Linked DNA regions of Homo sapiens: region 1 is linked to region 2. The links are chromatin loops, found by intact Hi-C in ENCODE. Cell type or tissue: sigmoid colon. All regions are shown on one strand. Each heading gives the region's core, and the rest is flanking DNA. Links, peaks and the distances in the headings are about the cores only.

Region 1 (10,715 bases), core at 3,249-8,248, 71 kb before region 2:
TTATGTTTTCAGTTCTTATAATGGACTTGTAAGAATGTTTCAATTATTTTTATCTTTTTTATATTGCTTTAATATTTACAGATGATGGAAATTCAGTTCAGAACGCTAAGTGTCCTTCTTAGTCCATTTTGTGTTTCTATTACAAAATCCCTGAGACTAGGTAACTGATAAAGAATTTTTTTTTCTCACAGTTCTGGAGGCTGGGAAGTCCAAGATCAAGGGTGTGGCATCTGGTGAGGGCCTTCTTGCTGCATACTCACATAGCAGAAGGTGAAAGGGCAAGCTAGCAGGACACTGTGTGAAGCCTCTTTTAAAAGGTCCTTAATCTCATTCACAAGAGAAGAGCCTTCCTGGCCTAATCATGTCTTCAAGGCCCCACCTCTTAATACTATCACATTGACAACACCTGAACTTTGGAGGGGACATGTTCAAACTGTAACATTGAGTAACTTAACCAAGGTTACACAGCTAGTAAACACTAGAGCCAAAAGTAAAATGAGTAACTAGGGGCCCCTGAAGCTTCTGTTCTTCTTGTTGTTATGATTTGGCTGTGTCTCTACTGAAATCTCATCTTGAATTGTAGCTCTCACAGTTCCCACGTGTCATGGGAGGGACCCAGTGGGAGGTAGTTGAATCATGAGAGTGGGTCTTTCCCATGCTGTTCTTATGATAGTTAATAAGTCTCATGAGATCTGATGGTTTTATAAAGGAGAATTCCCCTGCACAAGCTCTCTCTTGCCTGCCACCATGTAAAATGTCCCTTGTTCTTCTGCCATGATTGTGAGGCCTCCCCAGCCTCACAATTCACAGTGGAACTGTGAATCAATTAAACCTCTTTCCTTTATAAATTACCCAGTCTCAGGTATGTCTTTATTAGCAGCATGAGAACAGACTAATACATTTGTCCGTAGCAATAGAGAGCCATTGGAATAAAAAAAAAATAGATGATGCTGATCATGATGATGATAGTTACCACAGGCAACAGATATTGTACCTATTATGTACCAGGCATCGAGCCATCTACTTTATATGTATTATCTCATTTAATTCTCTCAACAGTCTCACAAAGGAGAGATGATTACTATTGGTTTTATTTTGGATAAAGACTGAGTGATAGAGCTGTAAAGTAACATGCTCAAAGTCGCACAGCTAGAAAGTGGTGGAGCTTCTGGCTATATGCAAGGATTTCAGAAAGGCAGTGACAGAAAGTTGAAGGGTCTGCCCACAGATTAGGACATGCAAGGCAGGGAGGGGTACATGAGTTTAGAAGTCTACACTCATCTGCATGTCTCATTTCTGGAGCTGTGGCTGTTAAAGCTTCCAATACGTTACTTTGCTGCAGGCTCCTACATTTTCTCTGCTTAAGGTCATCACTGCTCCCAAAAAGGATAAGGCAGTCCCCAAATATGGGAAATAAAGAGCAGTGATAACAACTTCCTTTAGTTTTGCCAAGTAAGAGGAGCAGTGGGCTGCTTGCAGGTAAAATTATTCAGGACACCAACCACTTTTCCCCGCCAGCCTGTCATGTGGCCCCACATTGCCCAGGAGAAATTCAATTTTTTGAGTCTTGAAGGTTTCTAGGCTTTCCTGTTTAGACCACAAACATCTTTATAAAGATGGTTGGGATCTCCAGTGCCTTCACGAGCTAGGCAGGTAATTCACTTCTGAAGGAGCTGGGGTTAGACAAAAAAATGAGTTGATTACTATGTCAACCTGTGGACTGCTTGCCCTTCTCACTTGCCTTGACAACACTGTGTGGCTAATAGTCTGTAGGTTACCAGTTTGTAACATCAAAAGGATACATTTTTTTTTCCTCCTGATTGTCAAAGTTTGTTGTAGAACGCGTAAGGATTAAAACTACAGAAAACTCTAAATAAGCAAATAGAATCATCAGTTGATCCTCAACTCATTAAGTATTCTTGTTACCTTGGCATATTCCCTTCCAGTTTTTAAGTGTAAAAATCTGCATCAATGGGATCTGCACTAAAGAGGCACATGTGAACCTCAGTTAAGAAATACTTGGGGTTAAAATAAGGATATCACTAGGTCCCGTTTCAGACTGAGAATTAGCTACAAGTCAGGCCCTTGGAGGATAGAACCTGGAGAGATAAGCAGAAATAGTAGAATATAGAAGGGTGAATGGGAGGTGAGGACAGAGATAAATCTCCTGTTGTTCATGGATTTGCCAAAGGAAAACTGGCCAAAAAAATACCTTCAGCATGAGGCTGGCAGCAAGGGCCTGATGGAGCTAGGGGGTGCCAGGAAGCAGGGTCAATGCTTTTAGGGTGGGGTAGAGGAGAGGGTGAGGTGTTAATACGAAAGACCCTCAGAACTCTCTGTCCATTCCATCCCCATCCTCCAACCAGTTTAAAAGATACTAATGTAGGCCGGGCATGGTGGGTCACGCCTGTAATTCCAGCACTTGGGGAGGCCAAGGTGAGTGGATCACTTGAGGTCAGGAGTTCGAGCCCAGCCTGGCCAACATGGTGAAACCCCGTCTCTACTAAAAATACAAAAAAATTAGCAAAATTAGCCGGGTGTAGTGGCGTGCACCTGGAATCCCAGTTATGCGGGAGGCTGAGGCAGGAGAGTCACTTGAACTTGGGAGGCAGAGATTACAGTGAGCCGAGATCATGCCACTGCACTCCAGCCTGGGCAACAGGGTGAGACTCTGTCTTAAAATAAATAGATAAGTAGATAGATAGATAGATAGATAAATAAGTAAATAAATAAATAAATAAATAAATATATATATAAGTAAATAGACACTAATCTATTTAGAAACTTAAAAAAAATTAAGCAACATAAAAATTTTGTTTCAAGGAAAATCTTAGGAAAACGCTGTTTATGTAAACAGACTATAGCAGAGCTGGTCTCTTCCAAAGAGGGGGACTTGAAGCCCTCTCACATCTCTCAACTCTAAGTCCACCCAGAGCAGTATTCAAAAATGCACCTCATCTCTGCTCTGTTTGCCCTGGCCCTGCAAAGCAGCGCCTTCCTCTCAGATCTTCCAGAACTCCTCTAAGTTGCTGATCCCAGTGACCCTCATTTCATTCTTTGCTCTTCTCCACATTTGCTCTTTCTCAGTTTGATGAATCTCCTCTTGTCGCATTTTAGATACGTATTGACTTTTGCACAACTTCCCAAGCCATTCTCAGAGAAAGATTGACGGGTGTAGGGTCGCGGGGGAAGGAGGTTTAGCTATTTTAAATGTTAGTAAACATGAGAGTTTGCTGGGGATTAACAGGAAATCATGAATAAAATCATTGGGATTTGATAAGGGATTTTTCTCCCAGAAAATTAAAGATTTTTTTTCATTATCTTTCTCCCCCCACCAAAAAAGACATGGATGAAGGTCACTGGGATAACCCATTATCAATCTAATACTCTTAAAACAGAAAAAAGACAAAAGTCCTTAAGCTTATGCTGCCCACGGGGCCCCTGTGAACTGTTGTTCTGGCATCTTTTTAGCAGGTGATACTGTCCTTTAATACCTCCCACTTAATTCTCAATTTTCTTTTAAACATCAGATATTGAATAGGCTGCAAACTCCTTCAGGCAATAAATAACTCTCATGCTGTATGGCCAAGATCTGCCAGGAAGTGAAATATTTTTGATACAAAAGAACAATTCATTAAAGGAGGTAATGAAGGCAATTCAAACCCTCCACAAATGTATCACCAGGTGAATAAAGCTCGTCACTCTCTGTTTAGGGTCATGTTGTAAAGAGAAAAAAACAAACAAACAAACACCAACTGCACAAATGGGCCAAAAAATCAGTGGGGCTTAGTCAAGCCTGACAATTTAGAATTTGACAAACAAGCAGAAAAAAAGAGAGTTTTATTAATATTATGAAAAAAATCCCCTCTGGAATAAAGCATTACATTTCCATGTTATTGTTTGCACTCATATGCACTCACATGGTCTTAGGGAGAAATCTGACTTTGAGATGAAATTTTGCTTATCTGATTATACCTCATGGGCTCTCCCTCACACACACTCAGCCAGAAGCACATACTGTCTCATACGCCAGTGTGAATGGTTTCGATGATGGAGAGATGCGGTAGTGAGAGAACGGAGCTACAAAATTTGGGCATTCTGACTGAGAGTCAGCAGGTTAGAGCCCTGCAATGTACCTAGTCCCTAGGAGCCAAGAGGGCCAGGCATCTACTGGGTAGATCTGAACCGGTACATGCTTGTCCACCAACCCTGTAGCCCAAGGAGCTTAACCTGAAAAGTAGTGTATATTAACTGTTGAGAGAGGTATCTTGGACTGTTCTTCTTCCTCTGTTTTAAGTCCGTAAAATACGGTTTTATGGGCGGTCCCAAACAGGAATATTGAACTAACACAGAGAAGTCAAGGAGTTGAAAAGGTCCCTATTAGATATGAGAAAGCTCCATACTAAATCCCTGCTGGGTGGGCTTCCGAACTTTACCTGAACATTTTCAGAGCCCTGTTGCTCACTACCACGTAGAGTCTATCCTCTTGTTGAACATCCTTAACTGTGAGGAATTCCTTTCCTGAATTCAGCCTAGTGTATTTTAATTTCTTTCTTTCTTTCTTTGTTTTTTTTTCTTTTGAGCTAGGGTCTCACTCTGTTGCTCAGGACTATAGCTCACTGCAGCCTCGAACTCCTGGGCTCAAGTGATTCTCCTGCCTCAGTCTCCCTAGTAACTGGAGCCACAGGTGCAAGCCACCACATTTGGCTTATTTTTATTTTTTGTGGAGATGGGGTTTTACTATGTTACTCAGGCTTGTCTCCAAACTCCTGGCCTCAAGCCGTCCTCCTGCCTCAGGCCCCCACAGTGCTGGCATTACAGGTGTGAGCCACCACGCCCGGCCTGTGATTTCTTTCTAACTTGATCTTGGGGTCTCTTTCAAGAGTGGCTGTAAGCCACTGATAGGGGGTAAAGTTAGTTGGGGTGTGTGGAGGAGGCAGCACAGCAAAACCCGTGAAGTAACAGAAGTGTTTCTGTCGTTACAGAGCCAGGAGAATAAGCGGAGTTGCTGGGGAGCCTGGAGGTGGCAGGGAGCTCTAACAGTGTCTGGGGAGAGAGAGGTCTTGTTGTGGGACTGGGCCTTTTTTAAGGTTCATGGCGTTATCTGTCAGGCTTTCCTGCAGGGGTTATGGACTGGGCAGTTTAAAGAAAACGCACATGAAGAGCAGGTCCTATTCACATGACTCTGGTGTTGTCCATTGGGTTTTACTGTGGTCAGCAGATGTGGGAAATGTTGGGTTTTGGGTTAGTGGGATGAGGAACAAGCAGGCCATGTGGCAAACAACCACGTGGGAAGGGCAAGTTTTCTCTAGGTCAGAGGCAACAGGGTATGACTGGGTTTCAAGCAACTTAAGTCATGCCTAAAAAATGGATGTGGAGGTTACAACTATATGAAACAAATTTATGAGTCTTGATTATATATAAATTAGCTTCCATTCTCTTTAGAAAGGACAGCCAACATATCTCTTAGACATGGCAGCCTTACAGGTACTATATCTCATTCAGCATCTTCTCCTTCCCCACCTAACCTGATAGTCAGCTCAACCCAAATGACAACCTCCGGGTCCACTGAAGTTCAGATAGGAGGAATGGAAATCTGGTGGAAATCTCTCTCTGTGTCTGTCTCTCCTCCCACACTATTATTATTATGTTTCTTTTTTTTCTGAGAATAAGGTACAGACTTTCATATACTCTAATTATGAATTTCCTAAAAACAAAAGTATTCTCTTACATAACCCCAGTTTATCAAAATCTGAAAATAAACATTGATACAAAACTGTTAGTATAACTATTAGATCTACAGATCTTATTCAAATTTGACCAGATGCCCAATAATGCCTTTTATAGCAAAAGAAAAAATTGTTTGCTGGCCCAAGATTTAAACTATAATTACTTATTATGCTGACTTGTCATGTCTTTTTATTTCCCTTTAGCCTCATGTTTTGTTCTGCTTTGTTTTGCCTTTCATGACCTTGACATTTTCAAGGAGTGGAGTGTAGGTCAGGTATTTTGTAGCATGTCCTTCATTTTGGCTTTGCTGATTTTCTTCATGATCCAACTTGGGTTATGCATTCTTGGCAGGAACACTATAGAAGTGATGCCGATCTTTCTCAGTGTATCATATCGGGTGGCACGTGATGACTGTCCCATTACTGGGGATGTTAACTTTGATCACTTGGTTTAAGGTGACATCTGCCAGTTTTCATACTAAAATGTTATTATTCCCTTGATGATTAATAAGTATCTTGTGGGAAATACACTGGAACATTCTCAAAGAGGTGTGGCTGTGGAGAGCCTGTGACTGACCCTGCCTTTCCCTTTGTTTTCAGAGTCGAACGGCCGCAGAGCAGTGAACCGAGGCTACGTCACCAGCCTGCTCGGGCTGCACCAGGACTGGCACAGCCATGACACAGCCAACGCCTACGTGCAGATCCGACGGGGCTTGCTGCTCTGCCTCAGGCACATTGCTGCCCTCCGGTCCGGCAGGGAGGCCTTCCTGGCAGCACAGGGCATGGAGATCCTCTTCAGCACCACACAGGCAGGCAGCATGGGGATTCACTCTGCAGCTGGAGGCCAGCTGGGTGATTCCTGAAGGCTGTCATTTAGGAATCATCCCAGATAGAGCTGGGAACGCCTCAGTCTATTTCTTGTTGCCTGCTAAGGGCGGATGTTCTGGATTTAAGGCTTCATTCCAGGCCAGGCCCGGTGGTTCACTCCTGTAATCTCAGCACTTTGGGAGGCCGAGGCAGGTGATCACCTGAAGTCAGGAGTTTGAGATCAACCTGACCAACATGGTGAAACCCCGTGTTTATTAAAAATACAAAAATTAGCTGGGTGTGGTGTTGCACACCTATAGTCCCAGTTACTCAGGAGGCTGAGACAGGAGAATTGCTTGAACTCAGGAGGCAGATGTTGCAGTGAGCCGAGATCGCACCACTGAACTCCAGCCTAGGTGACAGAGTGAGACCCTGTCTCAAAACAACAGCAACGGCAACAATAAAATCTTCATTCCATTGGTTCATTCATATATACTTAACATATATTTGTTGAATACACACTACCAGAGGTGCAGTGTATGGCATAGTGTTAAGTGTTGACTCTAGAACTAGAGTACTGGATTCAAATCCTAGCTCTAGGGCCTACAGCTGTGTAACTTTGAAGAAGTCACTCAACTTCTCTGGGCCTTGAGGTTCTTCAAAAAAAAGCAGAAATAACAAAACCTAGGTTGTTGTGTGGACTAAATAAGTTATTGTAGAAATGGCCCGTGCTTAGAAGAGTGCTTGCCATGACTGAACTGCGTTGTGAGGATGAGCCGTTATTGGAATAATTAGCAGTGGAATCTAGTGGTGGATATGACAAACGAGGCCCTTGATCCTATAGGGAAAACCTCCTAGCAGAAGAGTGAGACACTAAGTAAGCAAAGAATCCAATGAGGAAGATAATTTCATATCGCACTGTGAAATCAATGAAGTAAGGGCATAGGTCTACAGGGGCTGCCATAGGTAGAGGGAGCAGGTGTTCTTTTAGAGAGAGAGGTCAAGTCATCTCTGAGCAGATGACACCTGAGCTGAGACCTGAGTTGTTGGAGGAGCTGGTCATGCTGGTCAGGCCAAGTTGCAGAGGAAGAGCATCCCAGGGAAAGGGGATGGTGTCTTCAAGGGTTTCTACTTATCAGCACCCCACTGGAATATGCATTCTAGGGATTCCTGGATTTCAACCTAAATAAATTCCTTAATTTCACCTGATTAGGGCTAATTGAAATCCTATAGTTTGAGGCTACATATGCCCTCCTTATTGGTGATATAAGTGTTCCAGTATCCATCATCTGCTCACCCACCTTCTCCTGGGGCCAAGGCAGCCATGTTGCACACACATTATGTTCCTATTATCTCTGGATTAGGCCACCTCTGGACTCCCTTTATCAGCCTTCTTGCTCTTCTCTGGACACCCTCCAGTTTTTCTCTATCTGAGTACATCTGAGGTAATGAAGCCACCAATGAGAGTGTTGTTTTTCCAACCGTGGTATCTGGAGACATTTCTCATTAAAAAATGGTCTTTTCCCCTGCTAAACAATAACAAAATACAGTGCTGCAAACCAATATCTAACTCCCTATCTGCTATCACCTCTGGGTTTCTTTCCATCATTACAGCTTTCAAAGCTTCTCAGTCATGAAATAGCTATATTTTACCTTCTATTTCTCGACATGAAGCAGGGCTTTGAATTTTTCCAAGCTTCCTCATGCTTTCTAAGCTTGTGGTTGCCCAAGTCTCTAATCCCTCCCAGTCCTTGTGCAATGCCCTCCTGCATTGCCGATGTTTAACAGCCCCCCACTCTGGTCCAGTGCTTTACCGTGTTCCTCTGCCCTCCATGTTATTGGCTATTTCTCTGTTCTGTGCTAAAAAACCAACCAAACAATAAACAAAACAAACAAGAAAAACAAGACCAATAAAGGAAGAAGACAGTAGTCACAGAGGGAAATGTCTACGATAGAAAGGTGGTGGAGAAAACACCAAATGAAGCCCAGCATGAGGTGCTATGAATCTGTGCACAGGTTCTTCAAAACAGTTCCTTATCAGGTCAGTGAAGACTTCAGTTGCTCAATTAAGCACATTAGCAAGAAGCTTCCAGCCTTGAACTACTGTTGGAATGGAAGCAGAATGTGAGTGCACACAGAGTGTGCACTTTATAGTGAGGTTTCTCTAGCTCATGTTATAATCTCTGCAAGTATGATATGGAAAAGCAGTTCAGGAGGGGCCTATGGGATAGTGCTGAGTAAATAGGCCATGACACATCTGTCACCTGGAAGAGTGTATAGAATGTATGGGTGTCAACCTCAAGAGGTTGAATTCCTCACCACCACCACTCGCCCTTGCTTTTAGTCTTTTAAATAGTGTGCTCTTGGCCGGGAGTGGTGGCTCATGCCTGTAATCCCAGCACTTTGGGTGGCTGAGGCAGGCGGATCACCTGAGGTCAGGAGTTCAAGACTAGCCTGGCCAACATGGCAAAACCCCATCTCTACTAAAAATACAAAAAATTAGCCGGGCGTGGTAGCATGTGTCCGTAATCCCAGCTACTCAGGAGGCTGAGACAGAAGAATTGCTTGAACCCAGGAAGTGGAGGTTGCGATGAGTTGAGATCACACCATTGCACTCCAGTCTGGGCAACAGAGTAAGACTCTGTCTCAAAAAAAAAAAAAAAAAAAAAAAAAAAAAAAAAAAAAAAAAAAAAAAAGGTGTGCTCTTCCAGAGAAAATGTTATCAAGTTTATGTGCAAAGTCAGATGTTTGACATTCTCCTGGTTTTTGGAAAATGATCATTGCAGGTGAAAGATAGGCTGTCCTGGCTTAGAAACCAAATGGCTTGTTACTCTTCCCCCCGGCAGTCATAACCAGTGTTGAGTAGCCTCCCAGACCTCAGGTGAGTGCTGTGAGCACAGATGCCCTTGCAGGTGTGCTGGAGTTACAGCTGCCCATCACCCCTCCTCTCCCTTCTGCTAGAGAAGGCATGGGAGTCACTGGATGGCCAACTTAGGGGCCTTGGATTTGGTGATGTTATTTCAGTTGCCATTTGCAAATTATGCTGCTGTTGCTGCTGCTGCTGCTATTGCTACTGCCAGTGATAGTGATGACAATGTTAATGAAGCAGCAGCAGCAGAGGGAGGAGGAGGAAGAGGAAGAGAAGAAGTAGGAGAAGGAGAAGACAGTTACTTTGAACTCTTACTATTAATACATCCCTTGGCTGTCTTAGCAATTTATGCAGACTCTCCAATATTGATAATTTCAAAAGCTTTTGAGGTAGGATCTATTATTATCTCCCTTTTTATAGATGAAGAAACTGAGGCACGTAACTGTTAAGTAATTTTCCCAAGTTCGCAAAGCTCATAAGTGTTGGAGCTAGGATTGGAATCTGGTAGTCTCACCTGAGAGCCCATGCTTTTGCCCACTGTACCAGCAGCTCCCCCAGTTGAGCATGCATCAGAGTCACCTGGAGGGGTCACTGAAGCAGAGCCTGTTGGACATCAATCTCAGAGTTTCTGACTCAGTAGGGCTCTGGTGGGGCCTGAGAATGTGCTTTCCTGACAACTTCCTAAATGACGCTGATACTACTGATTTAGGATCACACTTGGAAAACCAATGTCCTAAATTAATTTTATTGATGTTTGTGATGTGCTGACAAACCTACTGAGAATGAGACTGACTGTAAAGGAACTTTTTTTAAGTCCTTCCCACACCTTTGCCATCATAATATTCTTCTTTGCCTTTCTGCTGAGGCCACTGCTTGCATTGTTTCTCTCTTGGTGACCCTACCTCTCTGTTTCCTGAGTCTCACGTTTCTGCACAGATTCTGTAAACATCCCCTAAAAGTTCAAAGGCTGAGATCATAGTGCAGCAAGGGTGCTGTGTAATGTAGTATAATGGAATCTTATTGGAGCTTTGCATGAGGAAAGAGGAAGACGGATGACAATTTGAATGCAAGATTGAAAAAAAAAAAGAACTCCTACAAGGATGCCTGAAACATTTGGGGATAATTATCAATTTGGAGAAATAGGTAACTGCAGAAGGAACAAACCTATATAAGATAATCAGAGAAAAGAACCACTCTTTGGAGCTACAACAGTTTAAGGGGCCTGAAAGGTTGCTAAAATTGGTGGTTTTCAAACTTGAGCATGCATCAAAGTTACCTAGAGGAATTGTTAAAACACAGATTGCTAGATC
Region 2 (10,715 bases), core at 2,014-7,013:
TTTGAGGTTTTGGGAACACTTTAGTCATGGTAAGAAGTGGGGGACACCTGAATTTGAATCATGGATTATCTCAATATTTTGCAGGACTTATTTCTTTGAGGTCGATTTTCTTGGTCTTTAAAATGGAGGGTTGTAAGTGACTATCTTCTTTGTTTAGGTATATAATGTAGTCTTGTTTATTCAGATTCTGAACTCTTTAGAAAAAAAACAAAGAATTCCCACATACCAAATTGCAGTCTAAGCACACTTACGCAAACAACATTTATTCCTTATGATTAAAAAGAAATGTAGCCAGAGGGTATGGCAGTTTCTTAAGTTGTTATGAAAAGCAAGAATCCTTATCTTAATTTCTTTTCAATCAATAACAATTTCTAATTCACAAGGAAAAGGAAAGCGAAATAGAAACTGTCTTCCTTTGAAGGAAGCTGTGATGTAATGATTTGCTGGGCAACTTACATAGTTTAATTAAGCACTCTGATTAAATCAATATGTATCCAACAGTTCAGCCTGGCAATCAGCTTAATCTCATTAACTGTTGTTCAGACCCCAATAATTGATTAATAATACATTATCATTTATGAATTATTGACTTCAAGTTATTATAATTGTCCTGCTTTGTTCATAGCACCTGCTGCCACATGTTAATTATGAAATGCTCAAGCACTTTCTTGGAATAACTTTAGAGATAAAGCTGATGGGGTTTTTAATGAACCAAGATTATCTTTAGTTCAGAGCTGGTCAGAAGAGCTAGGCTTTTTCAACCCTGTATTGTTCATTAAGTGGGAGCAGGCATTTAGCATTTTTAGAGCTGAGGCTCAAATAATTAGAGACAGGGTTGGAAGGCACCCACACACAAGTTAGATGATGAGCCCTACTAAATGAGATGGGTGATATCAGAATCATAAACGCCTAGATCCTTACTGCCACAGGATTCTGCTTATTGAGGCTATCTGAATATATATTAAATAGGTATCATTCCTGCTCTCCCTCCTGGTGCTTATAGTCTATCTTTGAGGTTTGGATATGCCCAAGGGTATTTTAGGAGAAGGAACTGACCTCTCCTGGGTATAGGTGGGATGGGTAGGAGCTATTCATGGAAATGGCCTCCCACTCTGAGAGAGGCCTTTGGCCAAACAAGAGGAGTTACCACACCTAAACCAGGATAGCCTGTTGCATGCTACTTCATTTGCCTAGTTCTGTTTAGTTATTTTTTCTGGCTAGTAAGATCTTCCTTTAGAGTGCCAGCCTGGTCTATGCTGGGGGAGTCAAGACAGGAGCTGGGAATGAATTCACATTAAAAAAGGGCATGGTGTCCCCATGGCCAGCCTGGTTTTGGCAGCACAGTGAATTCTTGCTTGATATCCAAAAGAAGGATGAAATTTAAGGAGCAGGAACCAACTGGAGAAATTCTATGGCCCCTTCCTCTATGGTGGGTCTCTTTGCACAGACATTTCTGTAGGACCTGGGCTTAATTTTATTGAAGACACCCTGGGAGGCATCATTATCACCACCTCTGGTTCTTAGCCCAAGAGGAACCCTTCACTCAGGAATGAATTGGAGCTCCCGCTTGTAACAGTGACTGGCTTTCCTGAGACATTGCTTCCCCAGTAGGAAGTCCCTTTAATCCTGAGCACCTCACTCAGAAACCAGCCGTGTAGGAAGTGAGATTTAATCTTCAAGCTCCATCTTTTCTCGTTGTGAATTCCATAAAAAGCCATGTTTTCAAGGGCATGTTTTCCAGGAAATAAGGCATTTTGATAGAGTTGTAAAACATGGGCTTGTCATCAGACTTGGATTGGAAATCTCGATTTTCTGAATTTTGGAAAGTGGCTTAAACTGTCTAAGCTTCGGGTTCCTTATCTGTAAATAGGGATAATATTCCCACCTTCCTAAGGTTGTGGTGAGGATTAATGAGGTAAGGTATGTTTTCCTAACACAGCGTAAAGAGAGGGTGCTTGTTAAATACTCATACCCATAATCTTTCACTCCATCCTCCTTGTTCATTGCAAGCTGAAATGTAATTGCCCATTTTATACAATGCCATTTTAATACCCAGGGTAACCCGAAAGCCTTTCTAATGGTGAAACTCAAATGGATAGGCAAGCTACTGAAATGTAATGTCAAGAGTTATAGCTCAGGTGTAGGTATTGGAGTCACTCTTATCTGCACTCACATTTGGGCTTTCTCTCAGAGTAGCTAGGTAGACTTCTAAAGGTATTGACTGTTGGGCAACCTAGTTAAGCCTCAGTTTCATCATCTGTAAAATGAAATACCTGTAGTATTTTCACATATGACTATGGTAAAGCTTAAAAAATTCGTGGGGCCGGGCGCAGTGGCTCACACTGGTAATCCCAGCACTTTGGAGGCCAAGGCAGGCGGATCACGAGGTTAGGAGTTGGAGACCAGCCTGACCAACATGGTGAAACCCCGTCTCTACTAATAATACAAAAAAAAACTAGCCGAGTGAGGTGGTGCGCGCCTGTAGTCCCAGCTACTTGGGAGGCTGAGGCAGAAGAATTACTTGAACCCGAGAGGCAGAGGTTGCAGTGAGCTGAGATCACACCACCGCACTCCAGCCTGGGTGACAGAGTGAGACTTTTTCTCAAAAAAAAAAAAAAAAAAGTATATGTAAAACACAGTGCTAGGCACACAGTAGATGCTCAATAAAATATTAGTCCTCTACCTTCCTTTTATTTCACACGGGAATACTATAGCTAGCATTTAACTCCAAAGTGGCACTGGTCAAAGGGAAGGATATAGCCTTTCCCATCTGTAGTTTCAGAAAATACCAGAGGGGAGGAAATAGCAAGCATTACAAAACATCCTGCTTCAGCCTAAAGCTCTCAGGAAAAAACCTTATCTATATTTAGTACAACAAGTTAGAGACAGCTTTCAGCAAAGACTAAAGCACTATCTCATTCATTTTATTCAAATGAATCCAAATGTATCTAATTTTTGCTTTGGCAAATGAATTTCCTTCTATCCCTCACCTATTTCTTTATTCCTAGCTTGTCTACTAAAGATAGACCCATGAAGGATGCCTAACAGGGTCCCATGACAGTAGTGTAAAAGGTTTAGAGGAAGTTACAGGGGAGAAGTGTCCTATCTTAATGACTGAAACTCTGTTTCCGAGTTGAAATAAATCCCAACTCATCTTGGAGTGAAAGGCTCTTCCAGAGGCCCCAAATGATTCCTTAGAACTTTGAGCTGTGCTTGATTCATTTTTTCTTGTATTCCTCCTCTTTCTCTCCTACACGGCTTATACTAAAGAACCACACCCACTCATGCCGTGGGTGGACAGGAACAAGCCATCAAACGCAGGAGTGAACGGAGTGGGTTTGGAAGCCTGACGGCCCTGGCTCTCATGCCTGCTCTACCCCTCGGTAATTTGAACATCTGTCTCCTCCTCTGAGAAACCCAGAGGTCAGTCATTGTGGAGGTGACCCCACTTCAGAGGATTCAGCAATCAGTGGGTCCCTTGACTTTCTGCAGGCCACCGAAATAATGCTCTTCCTGTCTGACTAGATTTTATCTGTGAGGTGGAGGAGCAAATTCATGGTAAGGGAAAAATGGGTCAGAGGGTCTGAAGATGACAAGACCACATTTTCCATCTTACCCTAACTGTTGTCTTCCTCAGCTGTGCTGATAGCACTCGTCTGAGCTCTGCTGTGTGAATCTCCAGTGATTTGGCCAAGTCACTGTGTGTCCTCCTTTCTGATCTCAGTTGAGCACTCGGTCTTGATCCTTGACTTCCTGTTTTTCCCTCAGAGCAGGAGACTGAATCCTGCCAGGCTGAGGCAGTCCTGTGAGAAGCAGTGCTCTTGTGTAGGATGATTGTGGAAGCTTGAACTGGGACTTTCAGGGCTATGAGCCGTCCTGTGAACAAACAGAAGACTTCAGTTTCCATGGCCGCCAGTCTAGCATTATCCCCTCTTGCCATATTCCTTCACAGCATTTATAAACATGCAATTTGGTATTTCCTGCCTCTCATCTGTTTCCGGCTTCTTCCTCTCCATCCTTTCTTCCAAAGGGATTTGCATAAAGGCAGTCTATCAATACTGTTCTTAAAGGAAGTGTCCACAAAACACTTTGAATCAACCTAGTTTCTAGCTCATCTGTTTCCATAGCAACCAATCATGATGTCACAAACAGAGGGGGATGACTTGAGGTGGGAATTAGGTGGCAAGAGAGCAGATGGGCTTTTGTAAAGAAAGAAAAGGAAAACAATATCCTATCCGCACAGAGATTTCCTTGGTAATAAAGAGCAAGGGAGAGATAAATAAAGAAGCAATGAGAGAAAGGAAGAATCCTTTCCAAACAGCACTGGAGAAATTAGGAGTGAAAATTAGCAACACTTGCGAGCAATGTTTGTTTCCTTTCAGGCAGTATGAATGATGAATCGGCACCACTCCCTTGGGGTGATGAACACCATGCACAATGAGGAAATAAAACTTTGAGAGGCGAAAGAATTTGCCAGGGCTGTGAAGCAAGTCACAGACTAGCTTTGGGAGGAGGATTGAGTCGATATTAATGATGAAATAGAGCAGGGATTGACAAACTTTTTCTGTAAAGGGCCAGATAGTAAATATTTTAGACTTTTTGTGCCAGAAGATCTCTTTTTCAACTACTGAGCTCTGACTTTGTCACACAAAAGCAGACATAGACAATAAATAAACAAATGGGTATAGTTGTGTTCCAATAAAGATTTATTTATAAAATAGGAATGGGCCAGATGTGGCCCATGAAATTCTTGAAGTGGAAGACTATAGAATATAAGTTTCATATTTAAATGGAAAGGTCCTTGATAGTTGTATGGACACCAGATGCACTCCTGAGACTTCTGGACCAAGTATTATAGTGTCATGAGTAAAAAGAATAGGTGGGTACTGAGTCCAAGCTTCTTCATTTATTCAACAAACTTGATTGTGAATCTGCTTCATGAAATATTCTGGGCATTGGGAATACAGCAGTGCATGAATGTCTGTCATCAAAAGTTTTATGTCCTAATTAGCTGGACAGCTTGGGCAAACCATTTACCCAAAGTCAGCCCCAGCTTTCTCTTGTGGGGATGTAATTTTTTAAAATCATGAGTCATATTACATATACAAAACAATTTATGTAGAACATAAACATAAAATAAATACCTATTTGCCCACTATCCATGTTAACATAAAGTAGAACATTGCCACTAGTGTGTCTCTCCCAGGTCTCATTATCCTTCTCTTCTCTTCAGAATATTTTGTTATTTTCTTTTCTGTCTGTTTTTTGATTTAATCATATAAATATTTCATAAAAAAAACTTAATTTTGCCTCTGATGTTTTAAATTATTTGAGCCATAATGTAGTACTATCCTTTGACATATATCTTTTACTCAATGTTTTTTTTTTTCCCATTCATCCACACAGACGTGTGTAGCTATTAATAAAGCCTGGGTCCAAAGACCACTAGAGCCAGATGTGTAGTCAAACAATGTTAGAGTTATTAACTGGCTGCAGCAATAGAGAATAGAGAATCACTGAGCCTTTCAAAGGGGAGTTATGGGAGGGTATTTATAAGATTTGAAGGGTAGAGTTGATCATAGATTTTTTTTTTTTTTTTTTTTTTTTTGGCAGGGATTGGTCAGGATTTGTAAGCCAGAGAGTTGCTGGAATTGTCAATGGGTTTATCTTTAGAATGCATGAATCCATGTAAAGGTCTGTTTGTGGTTTTCTGTTAGGATATATGGATCTGAATGAAGTGTTATTATTATATGGTCTGTGATGTACATTGTAGCTGAGTTGGCCATAGTTTATTTTTCTTGTGAGTCTGGGTGAATTTTATATATGTTGATTAAATGATCAGTTTTCCCCGTACAGTCTTGCTACCAGCAAGGACATTAAAACAAACAACAAAGAAACAATTTAACTTTACCACTATAGTTTTTCTTCATTGCTATATAATATTCCATTATATGAACAGACTGACATTTACTTATCCAATCTACTTTTGATAACATCCGAGTTGTTCCTGAATATTTGCTGTTACAAGGGATGCTGCTATGATGTGGTTCAAAGTCTCTCCTAACCGAGTATATACTTAGAAGGGAATCATAGTATCTAGGAGCAGGCAGATGTTTAACTTTACTAGGGAATACTGCACTGGTTTCTGAAGTCATTACACAGAGTTAACTTCCTGCCAGTTGTGAATGAGAGTTGCTCTACATCCTGGCTAACTTTCTGATTTTTGCCAGTCCAATGAGTATGTGATGGTATCTCATTGTAGTTTTAATTGGCATTTTTTTGATAATAAATAAGGTTGAACATTTTCTCAAATATTTCTTTAGCCCTTTGGATTTCCTCTTTTGTGATGTTTCTGTTCATCCTCTCCTCCCTCCCCCCACATTTTGCTATTGGTTTGTCTTTCTCTCACATTATATATGGAATCCTTCTGGCCACTGAGGTGTAATACCAATTCTGACGTAAATCATGTTTTTATAGACGTGGGTCTGTTTCTGTTATTTTAGTTCTGATTTGTGTTTTATTTGCCCATCTCTGCACTCATATGTTACTAGCTTTATGTCACTTTAAATAAATTCTGATACCTCGTGGGGAAGTCTTGTAGTCTTGTACTTTGTTTTGCCTCTTTGGTAGTTTTTTTTTTTTTTTTTTTTTTTTTTTTTTTTTTTTGAGATGGACTCTTTGTCACCCAGGCTGAATGCAATGGCACGATCTTGGTTCACTGCCACCTTCGCCTCCTGGGTTCAAGTGATTCTCCTGCCTCAGCCTCCCGAGTAGCTGGGATTACAGGCACCCGCCACCACATCTGGCTAATTTTTGTGTTTTTAGTAGAGACAGGGTTTCACCACATTGGTCAGGCTGGTCTCAAACTCCTGACCTCAGGTGATCCGCCTGCCTTGGCCTCCCAAAGTGCTGGGATTGCAGGCATGAGCCACTGCACCCGGCCTCTTTGGTAGTATTTTAACTATTCTTGGCCTCTTTCACTTCTAAATAAATTTTGGTATCAGCTTGTCTACTTTTAAAACAAAAATATAAAATGTCTATTGAGATTTTTCATTGAGATTTTATTGAAATGATATTCCTATCGGGAAAAAAGGACATTCCTATGATATCTAATGCTCCTCTCCAAGGTTTTGAGAACATGTTATTTCACCATTAAGTAAGATTCTACAATTGGTTTCATAAAATTTTATTTTTTTTTTGTATAAAGAGCTTGCTTTCACATCATATTTTTATTGGATAATTTATATACTTGTGGCTATTACAAATAATATATTCTTTAATAATTTCTTTTAAAAATGATTCCTACTGGTATAGAAAAATGTGATGGATTTTTCTATATTTGTTTTGTATTTTAAAATGATATACTTTTAAAATTTAAATAATTTTTGCAAAACTTTAGAATTTTTTATGCCGATATATCATTTGAAACTGACAAGTTTTTTTTTCCCCTTTGCTTCTGTTATATTCTTTATTTTCTCTTTTTTATGATTCAGAACAATGCTTATTATATGCGGTGATAGTGAGTATTTTTGTATTGTTTCTGATCTTCAAAGAAATGCTCTTAACGTCTTACTATTAAGTATGACATTTACTGAAGGTGTGTGTGTGCGTGTGTGTGTGTGTGTGTGTGTATTCATTTATGAGGTTAAGGATGTGTCTTTCTATTCCCCACTTGCTATAAGATTTTTAACATGAATGGATGTTGAATTTTATTACATGCTTCTTCCCACATCTATTATAATTATCAGATAGTTTTTCTCCTTTAATCTGCTATTGAGATAATCACATGAATTGATTTTATAGTGTTAAACTGTGCATGCAGTTCTGGAATAAATCCATTTGTCATCATATATTATCTTTTTTATACATTGCTTGATTAAATTTGCTTTTACTTTGTTTAGGATTTGCATATATATTCAAGGTGGTGAGAGGCTTGTAATTTTCTTTCTTTTGTGTCTTTGTCTCCTTTTGGTATCAAGGTTGTGCTTATCCCTTAAAATTAAGTGACATAATACTCTTTTATTTTTAAATTCTCTGAAGAGTGTGTGTAACATTAATAACATTAGAATGAGCTCTTCCTTGTATGTTTGGGAGAATTTGCCTCTATAGTTCTGGTGCTTTCTTGTGAGAACTTTTTAACCTGTTAATTAAAATTCATGATTGATTAAATAATATTTTCTGGTTTTCTTATTTATTTTTGAAACAAGTTTGACAAGTTGTCCTTATTTTTTCTGTAATGTTTCTATTTAATCTGACTTTTAACCTTGACTGTAAGCTGTTCAAGTTCTTCCGCTTGTGTAATTATGTCCTTATTTTCTTTCTTAATGTTGTTTATTCATACCTTATTCTTTTCTGATATAAAAATTTCAGAGAGGCCGGGTGCAGTGGCTTATGCCTGTAATCCCAGCACTTTGGGAGGCTGAGGCAGGTGGATCACCAGAGGTCAGGGGTTCGAGACCAGGCTGACCGACATGGCAAAAACCCGTCTATATTAAAAATACAAAAAAAAAAAAATTAGTTGAGCATGGTGGCGGATGCCTGTAATCCCAGATACTTGGGAGGCTGAGTCAGGAGAATTGCTTGAACTTAGGAGGTGAAGCCTGCAGTTAGCTAAAAGTGCACCACTGCACTCCAGCCTGGGCAATGAAGTGAGACTCTGTCTCAAAAAAAAAAAATAGAATTTATTTTCCTTTAAATGCCACTTTATCTCTATACCACTGGCTTTTCTATGTGATATTTTCATTTTCTGTCAGTACTAATTTTTTTTATTGTTACTTTTTTTAACCCATGAATTATTCAATACTTTCTTTAAAATTTTCAAATATGTGAAGTTTTTCAAGTATGTTCTGGTTATCTATTTAATGTTGATTGTAAATTAATTTTATTGTAAGCAGAGAATGTTATCTGCCTGTTACCCATCCTTTGATAATTGTTAAGGCTATCTTTATGGCTTAGTGTATAGCTAATTTTTGTAACTATCTCGTGTGCATGAAAGGAATGTGTACTTTCCAGCTATTGGGTGCATTGTTCTGTATAGCCGATTTAGGTGAAACATGTTTGTCTGTGCTATTTGAATCTTATATATCTTTATTAACTTCTTTTTTTGACTGCTTAATCTGTCTGTTTGAGAGAATTGTGTTAAATCTTCCACTACAACAAGAGATTTGATATTTTTTTCTTGTTAACAGTTTTTCTTTACCTATTTTGAGACTATGATGTTAGGTGCGTATAAATTTAGAATTATTATACTGTATTTTTCTAATTAATTGTAACATTGATCATTATGTAGTGATTTTCTTTACCTTAAATGCCTTAAAGGGCACTTTGATATTAATATTTATGCTTTAAATTTTGAGGGGACCAATACATGAAATTTGAGGGGACCTGGTAAATCTATTTCCAATTAGATTATGTCTTTGGAGGTTTATTTTTAATGTCGGTTTTTTCAGCTAGTTTTTATTTGTAATATCGCATTACTAGTATGCTTTATGAATATTGATTGTAAGGTGACTATTTATTTGGAACTGCATCTGGGGGAACACTTTATAATGGGTTAAGTTATATTCCTGAGAGAATTTCTTCTGCTAGTCACCCAGCAGCATGCTCAACACAAGTCCAGATGAAGTTAAATTATTTACTTCATGACTATCAAACTACATTAGTAGTGTGCATTTGTACTGAAAACCAGCTTGGGGATATACATGGATACTTTCCCAGAGTAGCACTGGAGCCAAGTGCAGTAATTTTTCTTGCCACTCCCTTTGCAAAAGTGTTTTGTTTCTGGTTCACTTTTGTATTACGTTTGTGGCTTTTTTGAGTACCAGCTTTTTGCAGTGGTCTATTAAATTTTCCACTGTGGACAAGCTTTGGGCTGTTTCTCCTATTTCCTGGGATCTGTGGAGTTGTCAAACCAAAACTCAAAATCTCTAGGGGTTGGCAGGAAACTCTCAGGTTCAAAGATGACTTCAATAGTCACTTATTCCCCAAATTTTTGGTTTTACTTTACTTTGGAGCATAGCACATTTTCTTTCTTAGGCCAGCATAGTGATTTTTTTTTTTTGTATTTTATTGAACATTTCAGTTGGTTCTGTGGGAAGGTTGAATGAGGGCACCTCATCCACCATGTTGCTAGAAGTGGAAGAGTCTATTTAATGAATATTTTTCATATCTTATTCTTAGGGTGGCTGTGGGGATCAGGAAAATAATATATGACAAATAAAGTACTTGGCTTTTCCATAATTATGTAAATAACCAAATAACATTACCAATTGAGGCAAAACATGTCAGGGAGAGTCATATTTTGAAAAAAAAAAATCAACTAACTTCATTCTAAGGTGGCTGTGTAAGCCTCAGTATTGTGCATTGTCATGTTAAATAACTAAATATAAATGGTCCATCCACTATCAGGAGAAATAATCATTTCATTGACAGATTATGTTAAGGGCAATTTGACTAGAGACAAGGGCATTGAAAGTTAAATAACTGCCAGTGCAAAATCCTGCTTGCCCTTTGGTGCTAAATGTGGTTTAAGTGGTCTTAGGGTTTAAATGTGATGCTCCTCATATTCAGGTATAGACAATCTAAAAAGAATAATTCCTCTGACTCTACCTTGCTTGACCATCTGTATACTCAACACTGTCAGTGTGACTTCTGAAACTATCCTTTTACCCTACTAAGGTCATGGACCATTGGTGCTCAGTTTTGCACAGTATTTT

The links. A loop is a pair of places that touch in the nucleus more often than their neighbours do. Peaks named below come from ENCODE experiments on the same cell type or tissue, not always from the same donor. Only the 100,000 strongest peaks of a DNase experiment are listed, where the experiment ranks them.
Region 1: it touches region 2 in a loop (11-fold over the local background); 1 of 110 quality-filtered maps calls a loop at or near these places.

The regions. Positions count from the first base shown.
Region 1 is chr15:86,241,342-86,252,056 of GRCh38, forward strand. AGBL1 (AGBL carboxypeptidase 1) reads left to right here. Exons shown (of 23, transcript NM_001386094.1): 7 at 6,330-6,538. Among named protein-coding and RNA genes, the nearest start is that of AGBL1-AS1, 70 kb to the right of the region's middle. In sigmoid colon, for the core only: no CTCF peak of the experiment used is centred there; no DNase peak of the experiment used is centred there.
Region 2 is chr15:86,313,114-86,323,828 of GRCh38, forward strand. The region is part of intron 17 of AGBL1 (AGBL carboxypeptidase 1); the gene reads left to right. It overlaps AGBL1-AS1 (AGBL1 antisense RNA 1), which reads right to left and starts at 3,855. Exons shown (of 4, transcript NR_046012.1): 1 at 3,617-3,855. In sigmoid colon, for the core only: no CTCF peak of the experiment used is centred there; a DNase peak (open chromatin) is centred at 4,428.